3 separate regions of the Mus musculus genome follow, and all the other regions are linked to region 1. The links are chromatin loops, found by intact Hi-C in ENCODE. Cell type or tissue: heart. All regions are shown on one strand.

Region 1 (8,000 bases):
GGGGGCACAGGTCCACAATCCTAGCACTGAGAGGCCGAGGCAGGAGGACTGAGAGTTCAGGGCCAACTTGAGCTGCACAGCAAACCCATGGGTCAAAACAAAAAGGAAATTTCTGCTCTATGTGACAGTGACCACGAGAGGAGCAGACTTCAGTTCAGGACTGAAGAGATGGTTCAGCGGTTAAAGAGCACTGAGTGCTCTTCTAGAGGTCCTGAGTTCAATTCCCAGCAACCACATGTAATGGGGATCCAATGCCCTCTTCTGGTGTGTCTGAAGACCGTGTCAGTGTACTCACACACATAAAATAAACAAATCATTAAAAAAATATATTGTTAGGAGAGACCTTGTTTGAACATTTACTGACCTCAGTGCTTGCTGGCATAAAGTCCTGGCCTCTGTGGGAAAGCACTAGCCCAGCTGAGTACAAATAGACAGATCCTGAAGTCAGCGGAGAACAAACAGCTATAAATCTTGTGGATATGTGTCTAATAACCCACTCTGTTCTGATCTTCCTGCTGAACTGTTTACCCAGTCAATATCCTGTTCCTGGAAACAGGTGTATTATCCAGAGACAAAGTGACCCCCACCCTCCACCCTCCTTCCTACTCCTATGAGTATATAATCTGTGTGGGAAAAATAAAAATTTGTCAGCTTGATCATCAGACTTGCTGTCCATTTTTTGTGTTTCTTGTTCCCCCATTCTCTTCCAGGTGGCCGCTCAAGTCCCCGTTCAACTGGCCGATGGGTCGGGACAAAAAAAAAAAAAAGACATAAAATGCGCAGACTTTAGTTTAAGAAGGGCTCTCAGCATCCCTCCATGATTTCACAAGTGACCTGCTAGACCCCTAATGGTTGACAAACTTCTGATACTGCAGGTGAAAAGAAGTGGGTAGCAACAGTTTTTCTTGAACAAATGGTTTTGACTACAGAGAGGTTCACGAGGTTGTAGTAGAATATTTTATGTGGAATGATGGAATGTCAAGTGGTTTGCTTATTTATTTAGGCTTCTAGAGATAGGGTTTCTCTGTGTAGCCCTCGATGTCCTGAAATTTGCTCTGCATACTTGAACTCACAGAGATCCACCTGCCTCAGCCTCCTGAGTACTGAGATTAAAGCATGTGTAATTCCCACCCAGCAGGTGGCTCTTTTCTAAAAAGTGTTTAGGTATGTTTGCCTGTAGGTTTGTGCACATGCATGCAGGCGCCCATGGCGTGCTCACCGAGTCCACGAGATCCTCCAGAGCTTGAGTTACAGGCAGCTGGAGCTGCCAGGAGCTGGCCAATATGGATGCTGGGAATTAGACTAGAGTTCTCTGCAAGTACACACTCTTCAATGCTAACTCATCTTCTTAGTTCTACCTTTTATTGAAATAGGGACTCACTATGTAGTCCTAGCTGGCCTAGAACTCTATATATAGATCAAGAAGGCCTCAAACCAAAAGAGATCCACGGCCCTAACTTCTGAGAGTTTGTATTTAAGTGCATTCACTATGCCTGACATTTTTTTTAAAAACCTGACATTTATGCATCTGTTTATTTGTAGAGCAGGAAATAAATACCACAGCATGAATACAGAGGTCATAGACAACCTACAGGAGTTAGTTCTTTCTTTCCACTTGGACCCAAGGGATAGAACTCTGGGCGTCAGGTTTGGTGGCAAGCACTTTACCTGCTGAGCCAGCTCTCTATCTCTGAAGCTGTACTATTTGCTTCTACTTAGTATATGTTAACCTAAATCTACTATATAACAAGTGTGTTTTCACTTAGGAAAAATTAAAAATGGAGGCTGGTGAGATGGTTCAGTGGATAAAGGCACTTGCTGCCAAACCTGAATTCCATGGTGGAAAAGAACTGACTCCTCTGACCTCCACAGGCACCACGGCGTGCACAAGCACATGTGCACAAGCACACACAAATAAAATCTTTAAAAAGCATAAGATGTCATTTCAAAGAATGAGAAAATCAGGTACAATGGTTCTGCTGGCTAGTTTTATGTCAATTTGACACAAGCTAAAGTCATAGGCGGATCATACCTCCAGGAGATCTGCCTGTAGGGCATTTTCTTAATTAGTGATTGTTGAGGAGGGCCCAGCCCATTGTGGGTGGTGCCATCCCTGGGCTGGTGGTCCGGGTTCTATAAGAAAGCAGGCTAATCAAGCCAGTAAGACACCCACCATGGCCTCTGCATCAGCTCCTGCCTCCAGGTTCCTGTCTTGACTTCCTCCAATGATGGACTGTGATATGGGAGCCCTTTCCTCCCCAAGTTGCTGTGGGACATGGTGTTTCATCACAGCAATAGAAACCCTAACTAGGACAACGGTGGATGTTTCTGATGCCAGCACTTAGGGGGCAGAGGCATGAGGAGTATGAGTTCAAGCACAGCCTGGTCCACACAGTGAGACCCTACCTCAAAAACAAAACATCGTATTGAAGAGGGGGCCTGGAGCTCTTCCCTGCCCAGTCCGTTTGTCTGATCATGTGACACTTTAGCAGCTTTTAAAGCCTCTGAATAAAATGGTTTAACCACAAGAAACAAAACAAAACCAAAAGCATAACTGGGAAACCATTATCTACTGTCAAACCATAAAATAGCAAGGAGTGCTGTCTCCTGTAAAGACAAAATAGTTTTCCATATATATAATAGAGGGCACCTGATCGCTTTACAGATGGTTGTGAGCCACTATGTGGTTGCTGGGAATTGAACTCAGGACCTATGGAAGAGCAGTGTTCCTAACCACTTAGCCACCTCTCCAGCCCCAGACTAATTTTCCTATCAAAGATCTAGTTGACAAGAAAAGAAAATAGTGTTTCATATTTCCCCTTAAAAACTATAAACCCGGGGCTGGTGAGATAGCTCAGTGGGTAAGAGCACCCGACTGCTTTTCCAAAGGTCCGGAGTTCAAATCCCAGCAACCACATGGTGGCTCACAACCATCCTTAACAAGATCTGACTCTCTCTTCTGGAGTGTCTGAAGACAGCGACAGTGTACTTACATATAATAAATAAATCTTTAAAAAAAAAACAAAACAAAAACTATAAACCCCTGACACCCATAAGAGACATTACCCATGACATCTCGGACAAATTCTGGAGGCGCTCGAGGAGCCCATTCATTCATTTTCTCTGGAATTGGAACTGCTTTGTCCTGGAACAGTTAAACAGAAAAGCATCTATGAACATACACTTGCTGAGGAAGGTACATCCCGTTTGACGATCTCAACTGAGCACGCTTCTCAAATCTGGAGCTGACTGAGTGTAGTTCTGCTGCCCTGGCCTTACTTCATCCACTACACCATGGGGTCTAACGTGGGCCAAAGTTCTCCTGCGCTAAACAAGTCTGGAATCTACGTCACTAAGAGACGAGCCAACCTCTTCTAGTCAAAGATATGAGCTGTCTGTTTTACGAGGCCCATTGAAGAGGTAAAGAGTGATGTGGTCCAAATTTGGCGTCCAATGCTTCTTTAATAATGGCTGCTATTTGGAGTTGTACACTTTTGCTAAGACATCGATTCTGGGTTTTGTTGGTTTCTGAGATAGGTCTCACTGTCTAGCTGATCTGAAACTCACTACGTAGACCACGCTCGCCTCGAATTTGTAGCAAACTTCTGGGGTCAGCCACCAGAGTGCTGGGATAGCAGGTGTGCACCACCATACCCAGCTCCCACCGCTTTGGTTCATATATTAAAATAGAAAGGGCTGTGAAGCAATACTGAATAGTAGCGCAGGGCTGTCATCCCAGCTCGTAGGGAAGATAAGGTAAGAGGAGCCGGGATGCGAGGAGCCCGGATGCGAGGTCTGCCTATCTTACAAAGCCGATTCGGTACGGAACGTGGACAGCACGAGCAACGCCATGATACCGCAAACAGCAAACTAAGAAAAAGGAGGGTGTGGAGGGCTGGGCAGCGCCTTCGTGCAGCTACGCTGTAGGACAAGAACAGGAGCGAGGCTCCCTCCACGGGGCCGCCCTCTCCGCCCCAGGGTTGCTCTAGGGGGACTGAATGTAGCCTTGCTCGGTCTGGCGGCGGGGTGAAGGGACTGCGCCTCGGCCCACTTCCACTCACCGGGTTCTTCATGAGCCGCTCCAGCTTGAGCTTCTGCTCCTCGGCCGCATTCTTGGGGATGACCAGCGTCTGCGGCTCTTTCTTGGGCCTGGGCGGTCTCACAGAAGCGGCAGCAGGACTCGCCATAGCCGCTCTCCTACTCCTTTACGAAAGCTGCCGGCGGCCGCTCGTATTGATGACGACAGAAGAGCGCGCCAACCGCGCACGCGCACTCTCAAACCCCCGGGGGGAGGGGCGCTCTCCTGAGGCGCATGCGCACTCTCTCCTCGGAGGTACGAGGCAGTCCTAAGCAGCTTGCTTGAATATTCATGAACGCGAGGTCAGTGTGGTTTATTTTGATCATAGCACTTTAATTTCATTTCCTGTTTCAAAACAAATCAGGGCTGCCTGATTCTCACATCCGGAGAGGAAGAGACGGCCTTTAGTGATGATGAGTGGGCTGGCCCCAGGCGACGTCTCAGGTCCCCAAGGACTTCGCACAGCTTGCTCTGGGACTCTTGGCACGTCCCTCCCAGTTTCGCTCGCTCCTGGGCTTTGTCTTTTTTTTCCGTTTCTTTTTTATCTATTCTACTTTCTCCCTACCCCACTCTCTCTTCCTCCTCCTCCTCTTCTCTCCCCTTCTCCGCCCTCTCCATATCGTCTCCTTCCCTCCCTCTTTTCCTTCCTTCCTTTCCTTTCCTTTTTTTTTTTTTTTTTTTTTTTTTTTTTGTTTTTTTGTTTGTTTGTCTTGTTTTTCAACACAGAGTTTCTCTGTATATCTCTGTCCTGGAACTTGGTTTGTAGACCAGGCTGTCTTCGAACTCTCGGAGATCCGCCAGCCTCTCACACCCCGATTCCTATAATAATCTTATAATCTCCTTTGTAACTGAACTCTTAAGACAGACCCGATCTCCTTGGCCACGCTGAAAGTACAGCGCCACCAGTCGAGCCTGAGTATGTGAGTCTGTTTTAGAATAAAGGAAGTTGCCATTCCAATCTACCTGACGAGGAATTAACTTCAAGTCTTTCACTTGAAGGTGAAAGTAATGGAGAATGATGGAACTGCGGCCTTCTGGTGGTGGAGTGTTTTGTTGACCATGCGTGAGGCACTGAAGTAGCTCCCTATAGTAAAAGATGTTAAGAGCCAGCAGTGGTGGTGCAGGCCTGTAATCTCAGCACCCAGGGAGTTACAGGCAGATGGATCCCTGAGTTCAAGGCCATCCTGGTCTGTAGAGAGAGAGTTCCAGGACAGCCAGAACTACACAGAGAAAGCCAGTCTCAAAAAACAAACAACAAAAAAACAAGCAACAACAAAACAAGCAACAACAAAAACCCAAGATGGTAACAGTAACATCTTGTAGGCAAGGAAACTGAAACAAGTCCTTTATTAGAAGAAGCTTATTAGAATGAAAGGGCCTCAAAGCTGACTGTTGCTGGAGATGGAGGGAGAACAATAGACAGTACAGTATATGGATCTCTGAACGTGGTGGGGCCTTAAAGGGAGCAAGAGGCTTCCCTTTGGAACCTGGAGAGGAGCTTCATTAAAACTGGAAGGAAGGCCGGGCAGTGGTGGCACACGCCTTTACTCCCAGCACTCCGGAGGCAGAGGCAGGCAGATTTCTGAGTTTGAGGCCAGCCTGGTCTACAGAGTGAGTTCCAGGACAGCCAGGGCTACACAGAGAAACACTGTCTGGAAAAAAAGAAAAAAGAAAAAAACAAAACTGTGAAGAAGAGAAAGGAGAGAAGTCAGAAGAGGTAGTGTGTGGGGTACAGAGGAGCCTCTTCAGAAATCCAGGATAATCTTGCAGCAATCCCCCCCCCCACACCCAGGAGTGACCAAATTCCCAGAACATAGGAAGGGGCTTTTTTGGTAACTCTTTAGGGGCAGCACAAAGTTTCTCACCATATGGTTTAGTTCAGCACAGTGAATATGACACAAAACACAGAAGGGCAAGATGCCATAAACAGAGAGCTGCTAGATCACACCACTGACTGATTCTGAACTCTACCCCAGAGAGAGCTGCTGGCAGGTATGCCTGACTCAGGCTATGGGAGATGGCCTAAAGGCACAAGCCTGTAGAAGAAGGAGAAGGAGAAGGAGAAGGAGAAGAAGAAAGAAGAAGAAAAGAAAGAAAGAAAGAAAGAAAGAAAGAAAGAAAGAAAAGAAAGAAAGATAGAAAGAAAACTATCCAGAGGAGTGCAGTAGCACATACATGTGATCTTAGTATTTAGGAGGCAGAGGGACAGAGATTTCAAAACAAGCTGGGGCTATATCACAAGACCTTGTCTGAAAAAAAAAAATTAAGGGCACCAGTCATGATGCTAGGAACCTTTAATTCCAGTGCTTGGGTGGCAGAACTCTATGAGTTCAAGGCCAGCCTGGTCTGCATATCAAGTTTAGGGCAGCCAGGACTACATAGTAATGTTCTATCTCAAAACACAGCCAGGACAAAAGGAACTGAGGGCTTGCTCTGCTCCGTGGTAGAGACGTGCCCAGAGTCCACCAGTGAGGTCACTGACGATGGCCATATTTGCCCAGCATGTACAGGTACCGGTTCCAGCATGTACGGGTCCCGGCTTCCGATCCCTGTACTGTACATAATAACATTATTATTTAAATATATAATCAGCGAATTGATTCCTAATAACATCTTGTCCTAAGTAAAAGCGTGTTTACTTAAATCCTATGCCAAATCACTTTCTAGAAGCTGCAACCCCATAACAACCCTTTCTAATACCTGATTTCTGCAGACAGCCATGATTGCACTTGTTCTGTGTGGGGTGTGCATTTGGTGGCTTTCACTGCTGTTAGGTTCCCTCTCCCCCCCCTCCTCCTCCTCTTCCTCCTCCTCCTCCTCCCCTCCCCTCTCCTCCTCCTCCTCCCCTCCCCTCTCCTCCTCCTCCTTCTCCTCCCCTCCCCTCCTCCTGATCCCCTCCTCCTCCTGATCCCTTCCTCCTCCTCCTCCCCTCCCCCTTCTCCTCCCCTTCCTCCTCCCCCTCCTCTTCCACTCCTTATTAGAGAGAGAAAAAACCTGACACCCATGCTGCTTGCCTCAGGATCACACAGACTGACGCCCAGTGGTCTGTCCCCAAATCTTCGCAGACGTGAGTCATGGCAAAAGTCGTGGTGGGTGGGGATGACATCCTGGCAGGACAGTTTACATGGTGCCTCCTCAAGGCAGCACCCAGATCCCACTTTTCTTTCATCTCTGGACTCTCTTCCCAGGCTTTGGACCTAGAGTACTACATACTACCACCAGAGGGCAGCAATGTACCACTCAGGCCCCACGGGCCCTGGAACTCCATCCATAGTGCTGCTTTATCTTCCTGGCTGGAAACCCAGACTGGGACCCCAGTGAACAAGCTCCAAAGGCAGGAGACCAAAGAGTATTGTATTGGTGCACACCTGTAATCACGGCACTCGGGGCCAACCTCGGCTGCAAAGTGAGCTTCAGGCCATCCTGGACTACATGAGAGCCTGTCTTAAAAAATAAAATAGGAGTAGCCAGAAGTCGTGTGCAGGCCTGGAATACCTCATGGTGGAGGTGACTAGCAATGAACATTTCAGCTCTGCATGGCTGCAAGGCTTGTATGTCTCTTGACACTGCCTTCCAGGGTTTTCTACTCTGAGGCCTGCCTAGCTGTATAGCTGTCCATCAAGAAGTATCAATGGGCCGGGCATGGTGGTGCACGCCTTTAATCCCAGCACTTGGGAGGCAGAGGCAGGTGGATTTCTGAGTTCAAAGCCAGCCTGGTCTACAGAGTGAGTTCCAGGACAGCCAGGGCTACATAGAGAAACCCTGTCTCGAAAAACCAAAGAAGAAGAAGGAGGAGAAGGAGAAGAAGGAAGAAGAAGAAGAAGAAGAAGAAGAAGAAGAAGAAGAAGAAGAAGAAGAAGAAGAAGAAAGAAGAAAAGAACAAGAAGAAGAAGTAGTAGTAGTAGTAGTAGTAGTCTGGGTC
Region 2 (8,000 bases), 470 kb after region 1:
GAATCTAGCCTGACTCCTGCTCCTCTTGCCCCTGTCTCTAAAGTGCTGGGATCACAGACCCGTGGCCTGGCACTCCTAGCCACATTTTGCTCCTTATATTTTCAAATGTAAGAAAGTTTCAAATGAAAGAAAATCCAAGCTGGGCGTCAGAACAGGATGCACCTGTAATCCTCGGATGAAGGGTTTAGGGCCAGCCTGTGCTACAGGGTAAGATGGTTTGGGGAGAGGGAGGAGAGGAATTGGGTGGAGAAAACAGAGGGAACAGAAAATATGCCTTGAGGTTAGAGTGGCTTCTTAGCCTGAGTTCTGAGGTGAGAAAGGACCAGGCTCTGGTTGGAGTCATCCTTTGTCACAGAAAGATCTGAAGGAGGCATAGGGAGCTGTGGGGGTAAAGGAACTGTCAAGGGCAGAGATAGGACTCCCTAAGAGCTGCCCTGTCCTTCCCATACCCCCCAGCCCCCACTTTATATTCTCTGCTTCTACCCCTGATTACTCTTGTAGAGAGTTCTGCTGAGCACAAACTAAAAGTCACAATCTAGCCCAGAGTGGGCACTCAGTGGCTTCCCCTGTGCCTACCTTCTAGTCCCTGGCTTGGGATGCAGGCTGGACTTGAAACAGTCACTGTGTACTGAGCTTTCAGTTACCTAGGAGGTGGTGGGGCTCAGGGAGGCTGGCAAGACAGTGTACCTGTGCGGATGGAGTGTCTGTGAGGCCCAAGGCTATGGGACTGAGAAGGTGTGCATACAATATGGTATCAGCTACAGGTCTCCCTTAATGAGTACTTCTTTTTTGAGGGGGATGTATAAGTCAGTGATGTAGCACATGCCTAGAATCCTCCAGTGAGGAGCTGGGGGGCGTGGCTCAGTGGTAGAGCTCCTGCCTAGAATCCCCCAGGGAGAGGCTGGGGGCGTGGCTCAGTGGTAGAGCCCCTGCCTAGAATCCCCCAGGGAGGGGCTGGGGGCGTGGTTCAGTGAAAGAGCCCCTGCCTAGAATCCCCCAATGAGGAGCTGGGGGCGTGGCTCAGAGATCTAGCATGAACAAGGCCCTGGGTTTCCTTGTGCTAGCATCATCAAAAACAATGCATACTGCCAAAAGAGTGGCCTGCTGGCTGGATAGCTTTGAAAGTTTTTACTAACACTTGGGTCCTGGGCACTCTGTTGATTCATCTGGTGGGCGAGGAGGGGGTGACTTCAAGGGCAAAGAGACACAGAATATGCGTTTGGCTGAAATAAAGTTTTTTGGCTAGGTGACACTTCTAATTCTAGCACTCAGGAGGCTGAGGCAGGAGGATCATATTTCACGTCTGCCCAGACTTCAGGTAAGTCGGAGGCTGAACTTGAATCACACTTCTATTTTAATTAATTAATGTAGCTAATTAACTAATTGATTAATTTTATAGTAGTCATTTCGTGTAAGCAAGTTGGACATCCCTTTTGCAGTCATACACACAGTTCAGCAAAGCCTGTCCCCTGGGAAGGCTCAAGGGCCAGCTGTGGTGTAGCCTGTGTCTGAATTAGGTCAATTATATGCCGGTGTCATCTGAATCTTGCTTGGGGCTGCCTGGGACCTTGATGGAGTGATTCGTGGGAACTTCAGACTTGCTGCTGTGATCTGCTGTGCAGAACCCCAGAAGCCATCAACCTTTGAACAAATGGTCTCTGAGAGACTCCACAAAGACTTTTAAAATTTATTTATTTATTTTTAAATTTTATTTATTTATTTATTTTTAAAATTAATTAATTAATTAATTTAGAGACAAGGGTTCTCTGTGTAGTCCTGGCTTTTCTGGAACTCACTATGTAGACCAGGCTGGCCTTAAATTCTGCCTGCCTCTGCCTCTGCCTCTGCCTCTGCCTCTGCCTCTGCCTCTGCCTCTGCCTCTGCCTCTGCCTCTGCCTCTGCCTCTGCCTCTGCCTCTGCCTCTGCCTCTGCCTCTGCCTCTGCCTCTGCCTCTGCCTCTGCCTCTGCCTCTGCCTCTGCCTCTGCCTCTGCCTCTGCCTCTGCCTCTGCCTCTGCCTCTGCCTCTGCCTCCTCTGCCTCCTCTGCCTCCTCTGCCTCCTCTGCCTCCTCTGCCTCCTCTGCCTCCTCTGCCTCCTCTGCCTCCTCTGCCTCCTCTGCCTCCTCTGCCTCCTCTGCCTCCTCTGCCTCTGCCTCTGCCTCTGCCTCTGCCTCCTCTGCCTCCTCTGCCTCCTCTGCCTCCTCTGCCTCCTCTGCCTCCTCTGCCTCCTCTGCCTCCTCTGCCTCCTCTGCCTCCTCTGCCTCCTCTGCCTCCTCTGCCTCCTCTGCCTCCTCTGCCTCTGCCTCTGCCTCTGCCTCTGCCTCTGCCTCCTCTGCCTCCTCTGCCTCCTCTGCCTCCTCTGCCTCCTCTGCCTCCTCTGCCTCCTCTGCCTCCTCTGCCTCCTCTGCCTCTGCCTCTGCCAAGTGCTGGGATTAATGGCGTGGGCCACCACACCTGGCCCAAGGGGAGTCTTAAGATATTGTCTTGTCCAGGGACACTTGGCACCAGTCACCCATGTGGCAGATGTCGAGGGGGCTGGGAGCTGGGCCTGGCGCCTTTTCCAGGCTTCTGGAAGGGGAAGCAGAGAAGTCAGCTGTCTTCTGATACATGCTGGGTAACCTGGCACCCGAGGGCCTGGCCTCGGCGCTGGCCGGCTTCGTGGCTGGTCCGGCTGGTTTGTGAGGTGAGGAGGAGGAAGATGCTGACACTCTGGGTGAATGAATAGTGACCGGCACTGAGAAAAGAAAGGAAGCGGGAGAGGGAAGGAATGGGAGAAGGAGGGGCCTGATGCGCATCCCTGGGTGGTCTTCACAGTGGCAACATGCCTCTCTGTTTATGTCTCTACGCCCCCTCCACTCTCTGCTGCTCAGCCAGGCCAGCTCACCTTGTATGAATGAAGCTCCAAGCAGGACCCAGAGCTGCCCAGGGGCAAGAACACAGACTCCCAAGGCCAGTGCAGAGCTCACTCCTGCCTCTGTGCCTTCCTGGGGTTTCCATCTGGATCTGCCCTGTGCCCTAGGACTCTCAGCCTGAGTCCATGGACTGCAGGGACTTGGCATCGGGGAGGCTGCCTGAGCTGACCCAGCCCTGCTGACCCAGCCTGACCCAGCCCTGCTGACCTCTACACACACAGGGACATTCATTACTGCTGTCATTGTCCTGGTGACTGTATTACTGCAGTCTGTCTATTACTCAAGGCTAATATGGCAGGGTGACAGATAGTACCTAGGGGTGAGTCTTACAGAAGTAGATAACATTTGATACAAGTTAAAGGTGCCATCTGGACTATTCTAAGGAGTGTATGTGCATGTGTATACATGTGTTCATATATATATGTATTTTCTTTTCTTCCTTCCTTTCTTCCTTCCTTTCTTCCTTCCTTCCTTCCTTCCTTCCTTTCTTTCTTTCTTTCTTTCTTTCTTTCTTTCTTTCTTTCTTTCTTTCTTTCTTTCTTTTTTTTTTCGGGACAGGGTTTCTCTGTGTAGCCCTGGCTGTCCTGGAACTCACTTTGTAGACCAGGCTGGCCTCGAACTCAGAAATTTGCCTGCCTCTGCCTCCCAAGTGCTGGGATTAAAGGCGTGTGCCACCACACCTGGCCCATATATTTATTTTCTTAATTTTAGTTTTCTTTCCCTCTCCTTCCCCCCCCTTTTTTTTTCACTCAGCCTCACGTTGTGTGTTGCTTCTGCTGTGTGATGTTCTATCAGCCACTTGACCTCTCTGAGCCAGTGAGGTTCATGACATGAGATGAAACCTACTTCTCTTAGGGTATTTTCTAAGTTTTCATCACCTACCCTAAAGGCCTTTCTAATCACACCAGTGTCTGACACCTCACAGGCTTTCCCAAGATCCAGTATCGTGATTCTATCTCTGCCCCAGAGCCCGTCACTGACAACTGGCCAAGCCCACCGTGTGTCTGACTAGGGGACCTTCTGAGTCCACAGTACTTTGTGGCCCAGGACTTCCTACTGTAGAAGGTCCAGCTGGAGTCTTTACTTAGGAGTAAGTCATGAAAGCCTTCCTGGAGGAAGGAATGTTGGATGGATCCTGGACTGACAAGCAGTAAAATTAAAACTGCTCCCTTGGATGGGGCCGGCTCAGTGGTGGACCTGGGCCTCTGACCCTTTCGTTTGGGTATAGTGGAGAGTATGGGTCTTCCCATCTCTCTATGGGCTTTGAAACCATCCCCCCCAAACTGAGAGGGCAAAGATAGATGCTAGGTAGTGCTGTCCCAGGGGAACTGAAAGAGGGAAACTGAGTCACTATTGCTTACTGAACCTTTATCTCACCATAGCTCAGGCTGCCCTTAAAATCCAATTTCTACCCACTTCAGCCTCCCGAGTGCTGCTAGGATTATAGTCAGCTGCCACCATGCCTGGCTCTATCATCGCACTTTTAATTTGATTAACTCACTAAGTTTTGGTGCTGGAGTTAGGATCCAGGGCTTTGCAGGTGCTCTGCTGTTGAGCCAGGCTCCCAGCTCCTTCACTGGGTGTTTGTAGGTGCGGCTCTACCAATGAGCCCCGTCCTGACCCTGCCTCTGTTCCGTTCTAGAAACTAGGGAGGCAGAGTGGATATGAACCACTTGGGTGGGAGCAGCCATAAGCTAACCTTGTCCCCTCTCCCATTTATCTGCCTCAGGCCTTAAATGGAAGCTGAGGCTGGGACACACAGGGATTGAGAACCTGGGGCACTGTGACTTAGATGGAGGCAGGAGGTCAGCCTTGGTCTGGATGAGCTGGCCGTGCGGTCCATTCAGATTTTCGTTAGCGGAGCGCCACCTAGTGGTGTTTGTGGAAACCAGTCTAACTTCCCGTTTCTTGGTTGTTAAAAAGAGAGAACAGCAAAGGAGAGATGGGAGTCTGGATCCCTCACTGGGCTATGACTCCTGACACTTAGAGGCCAAAATAAGGAGAAAGTGGGTGGCGCAGCGGCAAGTGCTAACTAGACTTTGGCCGTAGCCCCGACCTTAGTCTTAGCCTGCTTTTGGCCCGACCTGGGTTTTTGTGTCCATGTGGTAGTTGCTCTGCTCTCAACTTCCTAGTATAGAGTATTCTTTAAGACAAACTATGGGCATCCAGGCATTGGTGCACACTTGTAATCCTAACACCCAGGAGGTAGAGGCAGGAGAATCAGAAATTCAAAGCCATTCTTGACTGCATAATGAATTCAAGGATAGCCTGGGCTATGTGAGACTAGTACAAATGAGATGAGGGGGAGAAACAAAGAGAAGGAGGAGGAGGAAGAGGGAAGAGGAGGAGGAGGAAAACAAGAAGAAATGACTCAGGGAGTGTCAGTGTGTGTGAATTTGGGTATTAGTGTGTTCGCATGTATGTTTGTGTGTCTGTTGTGTGTGAATGTATTTCCCTGCATGGGGGTGACTCTGTAAATAAATGCTAGCTTTCAAGTATGTATCTGTTTGCGTGTAAGTGTGTGAATGAATTGCTGTCTATGTGTGTGTGTGGCTATGTGTATGATTGCGTATGTGTGTGTCTCCATGTGTGTGTGTGTATATCTATGTGTCTGTCTGTCTGTGTGGCTATGTGTGAGTGTGCATCTTTGTGTGGGTATATCTGTATGTGAGTGTGTATATGTGTGGCTGTGTATGTGTGGCTGTGTATATGTATGTGTGTGTCTATATTGTGGCTATGTGTGAGTGTGTCTGTCTGTATATGAGTGTGTGTGTGTATGTGTGGACATGTGTGTCTGTCTGTCTATATGTACGTGTCTGTCTGTCTGTGTGTATCTGTATGTATGACTATGTGTATGTCTGTCTGTCTATATGTGTGTCTGTCTGCATGTGTCTGTATGTGTAGCCATGTGTGTGTTTGTCTGTCTGTATGACTGTGTGTCTCTCTGTGTACTTGTGGATCTTTGTTTATGATGTGCCTGTGGATATAAATGCCCCTCATTCTAGAAGTATGTGACTGCAGCCCCCGTGCTTGTGGGATTTGGGGAACACCTGCTTTTCACACTTGGCACCCCTTCTTGGGCTCACAGGTGCCTACCTGGATCCAAGGAAGGGCTGAAAACTTCTTTGAGGACCCCCTCTTGATGGGAGGACTTGAAGGGCTCCCCTGCTTCGTGATGTCAGTTTGGAAGTGTGAGGTGCTCTGGTGGGGACCATGAAGAGGATGCTGTGCAGCCTCCATTCAGTATGGACTTTACTTTGTTAAGATTTTAAAAAAGATTATACCCTGTCTGGAAAAACCAAAAAAAAAAAAAGATTATATATATTTACTTTCCCAAACTTTAATTTAATGTGTTTGAGTGCTTTGCCTGAATGTATGCCTGTGGATTTGGGGTATGTGTTTGTGTGATGTTCATGTGTAAAGGCGTACACTTGAGTGCTTGTGGGGTCAGTCTCAGGTATTAGTCTTCAGGACAATGTCTATCTTATTTTTGAGACGGGGTCTCTCACTGGCCTACAGTTCATGAGTTTGTCTGGGCTGCCTGGCCAGCATGGGTCCACCTGCCTCTGGCTCCCAGCGCTGGGATTAGAAATGAATGTCACAACAATTGGCTTTTTTACATGGGTTCTGGGATCAAATTCTGGTCTTCATGCTTCTGTGGCCAGCACTTTACTGAGCTATCTCCCCAGCTCCAGTAATAATTAACTTATGGGTTCAGCAGCATTGGTCTGCAGATGTGACCACTGAGTCATCCCACCAAGTGCCCTCAGTGGGAGTGCAGTTGTGAAACACACCCGAGCATGTATGTGGGTGTGTAAAACACACATGTGTGACTATGTGCATGCTTTATGTATGCGAGTGCTGGGCAGTACATGTGCTTGTGTGTGCATGCTCTGGGGGGTGTGCACTGATGTGTGTAGCATGCTTTGAGTGTGTGTGGATGCATGGGAATTAAATAGCTTGTTTTATGCATGCCTTGTGTGTACAGGCATGAGGGTGCATGAGCCCATGTTTGTGTGCTTTGAATGTGTGCAAACATGAGGGTGTGTATTCATGAGTTTGCGTATGCTTATGTGTGTATACCCTTGCAATGTGTGCATGAGTGTGTTTGTATTTGAGTGTGTGCATGCCCTGGGGGTGTGCATTGGAGATTGTGCACAAGCAGGACTGCATGGGTGTGTGCATGTGTGGATGTGTGCATACTTTCATGTGTATGCTTGAATGAATGACTGCTCTGAGCATGTCCGTGCATGAGTGTGTTTGTGAGCGTGTGTTTGTTTGGGTGTGTGCACTGTGAGCTTGTCTGTGCAAGCCAATGTGTGCATGCATGTGTATGCCTACATTTTCAGTGCAGGACATGTATGCCCCTTTAACAGTATTTCCCCAGGGCACTTCTGCCTTCCGCACCCCACCTTCACCTCCCATTGGGTGGTGACTGCACCACTCTATGGGGCAGGGCAGCTGCCAACTGGCCCTGGGAGGAGCCCTGTTTGGATGTGTGTGTGTTGAGACTGGCAGCCTGGCACAAGTCACTGGCCAAATTAACTCTAGTTTCCTTTGGGGAAAAAATGTAATCAGCTATTTCATTTGGGTCCATTTTAGCAAATTAACTTGTCTAGTATTTCCCTCTTATTTGTTTTATTGGGCAGAGGAGGGGATGTGAAAATAGGAGAGGCTCAGCAGGGACCAAAGCCCAGCTGGGACAGCTGCTAGAAGAAGCTTCCCTCTGGTGGGTGGGGTGTCAGAGAGATGGGCTGTGAAGGAAAGTAGATCTGGGCTTAAGTGGGGTCTTGCAGCAGGTGGGGGCTCATGGGGCCTTGGATCTGCTTGGGACATGGGGTAGAGCCTACATAGGAAAGGGGACTTCAACAGTAATGAGTGACCCACTTGCAGATGATTCCTAAGGCCAGATGAGACCTCCTGGGACACATCAACTCCTGGCCAGAAGGAATTAGCCCAGAAGATTCCATAGGGCCACTATATATGTCTGACCACATTCCACAGGCACTGTGGGCACCCAGGCCTGCCTTCTACAGTGCCCATCTTCCTCCTTCCCTCCCTCATTCATTCGTTCAATTTAGAGACGGGGT
Region 3 (8,000 bases), 510 kb after region 1:
TGGCTCAGTGGTAGAGCCCCTGCCTAGAATCCCCTAGTGAGGGGCTGGGGGTGTGGCTCAGTGGTAGAGCCCCTGCCTAGAATCCCCTAGTGAGGGGCTGGGGGCGTGGCTCAGTGGTAGAGCCCCTGCCTAGAATCCCCTAGTGAGGGGCTGGGGGTGTGGCTCAGTGGTAGAGCCCCTGCCTAGAATCCCCTAGTGAGGGGCTGGGGGCGTGGCTCAGTGGTAGAGCCTCTGCCTAGAATCCCCCAGGGAGGGGCTGGGGGCGTGGCTCAGTGGAAGAGCACCCACCTAGTCTACATAAAGCCCTGGGTTCAATCCTCAGTGCTGCAAAACAACTAAAACCAGATTAAGACCTTGCTGTACTTCTACTGTCTGTGCCACTCGCGCTGGACACAGGGCCTTTGCTTTGCTAGTTCTTCTGTTTGGAACTTTCTTCCACTCTATTACTCCAGCCTGGCTATGTGGTTGCAGCTCAGCTCAGCCCTGACAACTGCAATAGGTCAAAGCCCTTTCAGAAAATCAGATACTTAAAAATGTGTATTATTACTCGTGTGTGTGTGTGTGTGTGTGTGTGTGTGTGTGTGTGTGTGATGTCCACACACCTGTTTGCATGCTCATGTGGATGTCAGGAAGTTGTTTCACATATGGAAGTTGTTTTTGTCCTTCCTTAGGATAAAGTTGTCAGGCTCATGGACAACAAACACCTTCTCCCTACTGAGACAGCTAACTGAGCCACCAGGTACTTCTGTTGGGGAATTTTAAGTCCAAAAGGTTGGGATTCAAGTGGAGTTTTGATCACTACAATGCCCCTAGACCCCAAATGTAGGCTTGGTATATGGTAGAGTCTATTCAACCCTAGGATATCCAGAGAATCAGCCTGCAGCTGGGCTGCAGCCAGGCCCTATGGAGGCCACTACAGAGTTATGTGCCCCATGTGGCCAAACCTGGTACTGCATTCAGTTCCAGAGTCCTCCCTTGGGCTTCACCAAGCCTACCTGGCCAGTCTACTCTTCAGTCGTCCCATAAGAAGAATGAAGAAAGAACTCAAGTGTATCTTGGCGTCTTAGGGACTATCATGGCTCAGGATAGCAGCGAATCTGAGACTGAAGCCACTTTTCTGTTTTTTTCTTATAAAACTGGCCAAACTGGATCACCTAGAATGCCTGATGAACCCTAATCAGACCTGGGAGGCGATGGGCTGCAAGCCCAAACAGGCCTTTGGGTCCCCAGAGATCTGGGGCAAGGAATTGGCCCTGCCCTGGGCCTCAGCCTGCTCCCCCAACCAGCTGTATCTCATTGAGGATAATTAGCCCAGCCAGACGCCTGGCTCTCGGCCTCTCATTTTCCACTCAAGATCCATCCGCCGGGGGCCTTCGGACAGTGGCCCCACATATAAATCAAGAGGGGGTCGCTGTTAAGAGAGCAGGGACATTCTTTCCACCCATGTGGCTGGCTAAATTGTCTCCAAGAGCAGATTCTGTCTTGGCGCCCAATCAAGAATGGCCAAGGCCTTTGAAGGCCCTTCCAGGATGAACCCCAGGGGTTTGAAGCTGTCTGAGCAAGCGGCAATCTCTGTGGGAGCTTCTGCTGACCACAAGAGGGTGGGGCCTCTGAGGACGGTGGGACAACGTGATAGAAGAGGGACAGACCTCGCCTGACAGGAGGCACCCCCATTATGGAGACTCCATAGCAACTTTGGAGCTGACTGTATCTCGCTACATGTAAGTAAGGGCTCTGTCATTAAGCCACGCCCCCAGTCACTTACTTGGGGGTTCTAGGGCAGTGGTCTACATTGAGCTACACCCAGCCCCTTACTGGGGGATTCTAGGCAAAGCAGTTTATCAGTGAGCCCCGCTCAGCCCTTGCTGGGGCACTCAGGAATTCTACCACTGTCTCCCTCTCCTTATTTTTGCTCTGCCTGGGCTGCACCTTGAAGACCTATCTCAAAACTAAATAAATGTACGGCTAGGAGCACATCTCAGTCGTAGAACATGTGTGAGGACCGTGGCTTTGCTCACTGCCACTCCAAAAAGAAATAAATGAAAACAAATGGATATCCACACGTTGATATTAGTAAAAAAGATGGGATGTATACTTAGTGAGAATAAAAAATAGAATGACAAACATGACAGACCTAGGTCCTCTGCACATATGTTACAGTTGGGCAGCTTGGTCTTCATGTGGGCTGCTAACAGTGAGAGCAGGGGCTGTCTCTGGCTCTGTCATTTCCCTTCACACCCTTTCCTGCTACTGGGCTGCTCACCTCACCTCAATAGGAGAAGATGCACCTAGCCTTAGTGCAACGTGAGATGCTGAGGTTGGTTGGTATCCATGGGAGGCCTCCCCTTGTCTGAGGAGAAAGGGAGGAGGAGTGGAGGCAAGGCAGGGAGGACTGGACGGAGAGGGGGGAGGGGAAACTGTGGTCGAGATGTAAAGTAAATTAATTAAAATAAAAAATCACGAAAGTGGAATAGGAATCACTGAGATTTTGCTTGTGAGTTCTAGAGAAGAGGTCCTGGAGAGACTGTTAAAAGAGGACATTTTAGAATTTTCTGGAACACTGGTTCCAGAACTGTCATACTCCCCACTGAATCAGCATTTTAGTCTTGACACTAAATTTCTTTTTTTTTTTAATTTATTTTTATGTAAATGAATGCATGTTTGAGGGGCTGTGTCTGTGCACATGAGTGCAGTACCCAGAGAGGCCACAAGAGGGCTCTGTCTGGTATGGATGCTGAGAACTAAACTTGGGTCCTTCAGAAGGGAAGTACGTACTCTTTCCAGCTTCCTGAGCCCACTTTCTTTCAATAGTGAGGTTCGATCCTGAACCCCACAGTGTCTGGTTGGAGCCAGGGAATTGTGGCTGCTTACAGACAGAAAGACAGACTCCGGGGCATGTGTAGTTTATGATCTGGTATCAACATAAGCTTGGAGTTGATCCTGTAAAATAAACTTACTGGTGAATTAAATACCCGTTCAGGGCCATGGAGTCAAGCATTTTGCACATGACACGGGCCTATCCCGTGAAGTTTTTTGAAGCCACGCCCACCGTCCGTGCTTCATACTTGCTCCTAGTTTGTTGTGGGGTCTCTTATGCTGACCCCATGCTGGTTGTATGGGTGGGGTGTGGGTGTGGATGTGATTGGGGAATGAAGAGACTGGTTCCAGTGTCCTGAGAGTGGCGTGACAGGGTCGAGGCATACCTTTCTTTTTATATCTTCAACTTGTGTAGCCTATTAGCCTGGCTCAGTTGCCTCAGAAGACAGGGTTCTATTGGTGGCTGGGTAGCTCTGACACTCCGACCCTCAGCGCCCTCCTGGCCTTCCCATGATCCAACTACAATCATGGATTCCACAGCAGTCAAGGACAAAAGGGCACAGACAGTGGCTCTGGGACAAGGCTCGGAAGCCAGCTCCAGTCCCAGCTGCTGCCCGCCCCAACACCTCATCCTTACTCAAGACCTGTTATCCGAGTGCTGGGTGCTAATGTCTATGTTTGGAGAGGGTGGGGCACTGGGACCCAGACTTCTTGGTGCCATGGAGACACTGGATGGGAGTGGCTGGTGGGCGCAGGGGTGGGAGAAACAGGCCATGTGGAGCTATGGTAATCCAGAATTTAGCTTCAAAGCTTGTGCCTTCAACTTCATTGGAATGTCCACCCACAAGGGTGGGGACAAGCTAAGTCTGGCTCCCATCAAACTTCAGAGAGTTACTGTGTCTTGTTTGGCTGGGGACTGAGGAGACTGTCTCATGGGGTTACAGGTCGGGGATCTTAGTGGGCGTATATAGGGTCAGGAAACCCCAGTACAACCTCTTAGGCCATGTCTACTCTAGGTCACTGACTACCTGTTTGGGCCCTCATATCGCCCCCCAGAGAGATGGATGAGCGTCCCACCCACCACCCACCATGTGCACCCTCAGCTGGTACTTGCTGCCGGCCGCCCGGGTTAGAAACTCCAGTTGGCCTCGGTGAATGGAACGCACAAAGACCGCTTTTGTGGCTCCACAGCGCCATCTACTGGTTTTTGAGCCACCTTGCCTGGCTTCTGTTTCTCCCAGGCTTCTAGAGTCAACACAGCCACTCATAGCACAGGGTTTTAAAGTATAATTTTGAGGCAAACAAGTCTGAATGAGAGTTGTGGCTGCCTCAGTTACTGCTGAACCACAGACCTTAACCTCTTTAAGTTTCCTGGAAAAAAAAAAACTCGTGGGCTGGGCTCAGTCAGTAAAGCTTGCCTCGAAAGTATGTGGACCTGAGTCCCATTCCTAAAACCCATGTAAAAAGCCAGGTACTGAATCTGTGCTTAAGGTGGAGACAGGTTAACTCTTGGGCCTTGATGGCCAGACAGCCTAGCCTGATTGGCAAGTACCGGGTCAATGGGAGACTCTATCTCAGAGAGAGAGAGAGAGAGAGAGAGAGAGAGAGAGAGAGAGAGAGAGAGAGAGGTGTGACAATATCCTTGAGGAAGTCTTGAGGTTTCTTCTGGCCTCTACATGATCATGCATGCACCCTCACATACATGCACATACACAAACATGCATTTAAAAATAGCTTGCAAACTTATAGCGTGGTCTTTAAGCTTTCTACTGTGTGCACACAAGACCGCATCACAGCCCTGTAATTACATCTCTAACTTCAGGCGATAAGGACACTGAGGATACCCAGGGGATGGATGGAGGCTGCAGTGATACGTGGATAGAAGGCACCGGATTGCCAAAGCCCGCTGGATGCACACTTTCCCACAAATCCATCTGCCTTCAGCATCTTTGCCTCCGGGGCTTCCAAGAATCATGACACATGTCTTGATTTAGCCTCCAGCTTCGAGCCCCGGCTGCTTCCCATGACAAAGGTTCACTTGCATGCATGCGCACCTTCTCTTTCTCTTTTCTGAGACAGGATTTGTGTGTGTGTGTGTGTAGCCCTGGCCGTACTGGAATTAATCCATAGACCAAGCTAGCCTTGAATTTAGAGATCCCCCTGCCTCTGCCCTCCCCGGTGCTGGGATTAAAGGTGTGCACCATCACCACCCCACTTCTCAGTTTCATCTATTGCTGTGATAATAAAAAGATCTGACAAGAGCAACTTAGAAGAGTTTATGTCAGTTCATGGTCCCAGAGTTACAATCCATCCTATGGGGACATCACAGGGGCAGGAACACCGGAGACAGCTGGTCACATCACATCCACAGTCAGGAGCGGGGGGTGGGGCTGGGGTGTGGGGGAATGGGGTGGGGGGATGAATGCGCATGCGCGTAGTGCTCAGCCCGCTTTCGCTTTCTCTACTCTCAGTCCAGGCCTCAAATGGTGCTGTCCGCTTTTAAGCTGGGTCTTCCCACATCAATTAACACTGTCAAGATAATCTCCCACAAACATGCCCACAGGTCCATCCGAATGAGACAGTTCCTCGCTGAGACGCTCTTCCCAGGTGACTCTGGGACGTGACAAGCTGATAATTAAAACTAACCTGCACAATGGACATGGGAGGAAGTAACCTGTTTGGATCCAGATCTGTCCCTAGTGGAGCTCAGGGTCCTGAACAGCTCTTCTCTCTGTGATGGCTGGCTTCCTGTGTGGCAAGTGAATTGTCAGGGTCCTTTCGGCCGCTTCTACTGTCTAAGCCCTGTCCTGCTTCTCACGCTACTGTGGGTGGGAAGGTAGAGGACATACAATGGGAACCAGGAGCTCGGGACAATTCTCATCCGCACCCCACCCCCAAGCAGTGGGGGAGTCTGCATCCTGGAGTCTAGCCTGATTCAGCTTGGTGATATTCCACCTCTCTTGGAAGTCATGTCCGCGCCACCCCACCTTCCCCAGCTCAGCAGCTTCTTCTTACTGGAGCCTTAAAAGGGTTCCGGGAACAAAATACCTCTAAGGATCCACTTCCAGTGGCCTACTTCCTCCAGTATAAGCCCCGCCTCCTCCAATGCTTCCCCCCCCCCCCCCCCCACCAAGTAGCACCACCACCTGGGGATGTAGGCTTTAGCTCTCGGCCTGTGGAAGGGATTCCGTGTTCCAACTAAGGCTTGCCCGAGGCACCCTGCTGTGCGAGGCCTTCAGCTTGTCTTCCTGCTCACAGGGTGCTGTCCTGCTGCCTTCTTGCTGGTGTGGTCACGGTGGGAAAGGTGTAGTGATGCAGAGCAGTTGACATCAGAGTGGACAAAAAGACGCATCAGAAAGTATAATTGGTGGACAGGAAGCAGCAAGAGGCTGTCTGAGAGTGACATATGTTCAGAAAGCAAAGACTGCATCTGTCAGTAGCCCATGGTGTGGCTTTTTTTTTTTTTTTTTTTTTTTCGGGACAGAGATGTGACTCTTATATGCAGAGTCCCAAGGGTAGAGGAGATAGAGAACTGCTTATAGCTGGAAGAGAAGGAAACCAGCCTAGGTACTGGTGAGCAAGGCTGTCAGGGAGCCAGTAGCCAGCCTGTCATTGCTGCAGCTGCTCAAGAGGTAGGAGTGGGAGAAGGATTAAGCGAGGCTCCCAGAATCAGAAGACAGGATCTGGGGCCTCCAGTCAGTGCTGAATGGTCATGTGAACGGGGTTAGGAGTCTTCAAGGCCCCAGGAGTGTATATGAGGGCATTGACTCCCCAGAGGGGACAGATAGGAGCTTATACTCCAGTCTGCAAAGGTGGTGACAGAGGCCACTGATATGCACAGAGAGATGCCAGCCCTTGCCCTGTAAGGACTGGAAACACTAGAGGTTGCTAGCCTTTCCTCAAGGGTGGAGCTGTGGAGCCATCCCAAGAGGGCAGAGGGAATTGGTCGCTTGGCTGTCTGGGTTCCTTGTGTGTGTGTGTGTGTGTGTGTGTGTGAGAGAGAGAGAGAGAGAGAGAGAGAGAGAGAGAGAGAGAGAGAGAGATATGTTCTTGTGGAGAGCATGTGATGTGTGTGCACTGTGCCTGCATATGTGTACACATGACTGTGGAGGCCAGAGGTCAACCTTGGGTATCATTTCATAGGCACTGCTGATCTTACTTGTTTGAGACAGGGTCTCATGCTAGGACCTAGGGCTCATTGATTAAGGTAGGCTGGGTGGCCAGTGGGCTACAGGGACCCTGCCCCTATCTCTACTTCTTTAGTACTGGGATTCTACACACGCAACACCACATCCAGTTTTTTGGGGGGAGGTTGTTTTTGTTTTTGCTTTTTAATGTGAGTTCTGGGGAGTGAACCTGTGTCTTCATGCTTGTAAAACAAGCGCCTTACTGACTAAGCCATCTCCTCAGCTCCTTAGGTGCCCTCTCTTATGGGTCAGTATGGGTTCCTGATAGCCTCCAGCAGTTTCTGGACTAAGGAGTTTTGGTAGATTCTAGCTGTTCTCTTTAGGTCTCAGGGGTGCTGGCAGCCATTAAGGGACAAAATGCAGGTACACATTAGTCTAGAAGCAAAGTTCCTCTGACATTAGCTCTCAGTGGACACATTCTGGGGTGGAATCTAATGCCACCATGAAGTTTGTTGTTGTTGTTGTTGTTGCTGTTGTTGTTATTTTGTTTTATTTTTACATTTATTGTTTATCCACCTCATATGTGTCTGTATGCCCACACATATGTCATGGTATGTCTGTGGAGATCAAAGGACAAGTCAGATCTAGCCTTCCACCGTGTGTGTCCCCAGGGATCAAACTTAGAGTATCCAGTTTGGCAGAAAGCACATTTACCTGCAAAGCCATCTTGCCAGCCCCTCACCAGTGAGTTTTGCCAGAACTGACTGATTACCTCTGCGCCCCCCCCCAAAGGGAACAGGTTGGGTGTACCCATACTGCCCCATAAGCACCCAAGTATTTGTTCAGAGAACAGAATGTCAGCCAAGCCCAGGAACCCGAGACTTGTAACTATGTCCTCAATACTGGGTCATCAAAGGCTTCTAGGGGCCACTTGTCTGGTTTCCATGACATCATGGACCTTAAAGTGGCTCTCCCTATCCATGTGCCATGCATGAATGGGCCTCTTGTTCTCCCTAAAGCCATTATCGTCAGTGCTGGATCCCTGCCAGGGGCCAG

The links. Peaks named below come from ENCODE experiments on the same cell type or tissue, not always from the same donor. Only the 100,000 strongest peaks of a DNase experiment are listed, where the experiment ranks them.
Region 2: a loop joins it to region 1, with 7 times the contacts of the local background. A loop is called at or near these places in 5 of 42 quality-filtered maps.
Region 3: it touches region 1 in a loop (6-fold over the local background); 9 of 42 quality-filtered maps call a loop at or near these places.

The regions. Positions count from the first base shown.
Region 1 is chr5:136,194,714-136,202,713 of GRCm38, forward strand. Prkrip1 (Prkr interacting protein 1 (IL11 inducible)) reads right to left here and starts at 4,241. Exons shown (of 6, transcript NM_025774.3): 1 at 4,062-4,241; 2 at 3,067-3,145. The coding sequence starts at 4,187. In heart, no CTCF peak of the experiment used is centred here; DNase peaks (open chromatin) are centred at 4,358, 5,032 and 7,268; H3K4me3 peaks cover 2,252 bases; H3K27ac peaks cover 1,716 bases.
Region 2 is chr5:136,659,937-136,667,936 of GRCm38, forward strand. All of the region lies in intron 2 of Gm38722 (a long non-coding RNA gene), which reads left to right. Among named protein-coding and RNA genes, the nearest start is that of Myl10, 30 kb to the right of the region's middle. In heart, CTCF peaks have their summits at 4,786 (motif pointing left) and 4,987; DNase peaks (open chromatin) are centred at 3,037 and 4,805; H3K27me3 peaks cover 3,661 bases.
Region 3 is chr5:136,703,018-136,711,017 of GRCm38, forward strand. No RefSeq gene overlaps it. Among named protein-coding and RNA genes, the nearest start is that of Myl10, 13 kb to the left of the region's middle. In heart, CTCF peaks have their summits at 945, 2,707 (motif pointing right) and 4,024 (motif pointing left); no DNase peak of the experiment used is centred here; H3K27me3 peaks cover 617 bases.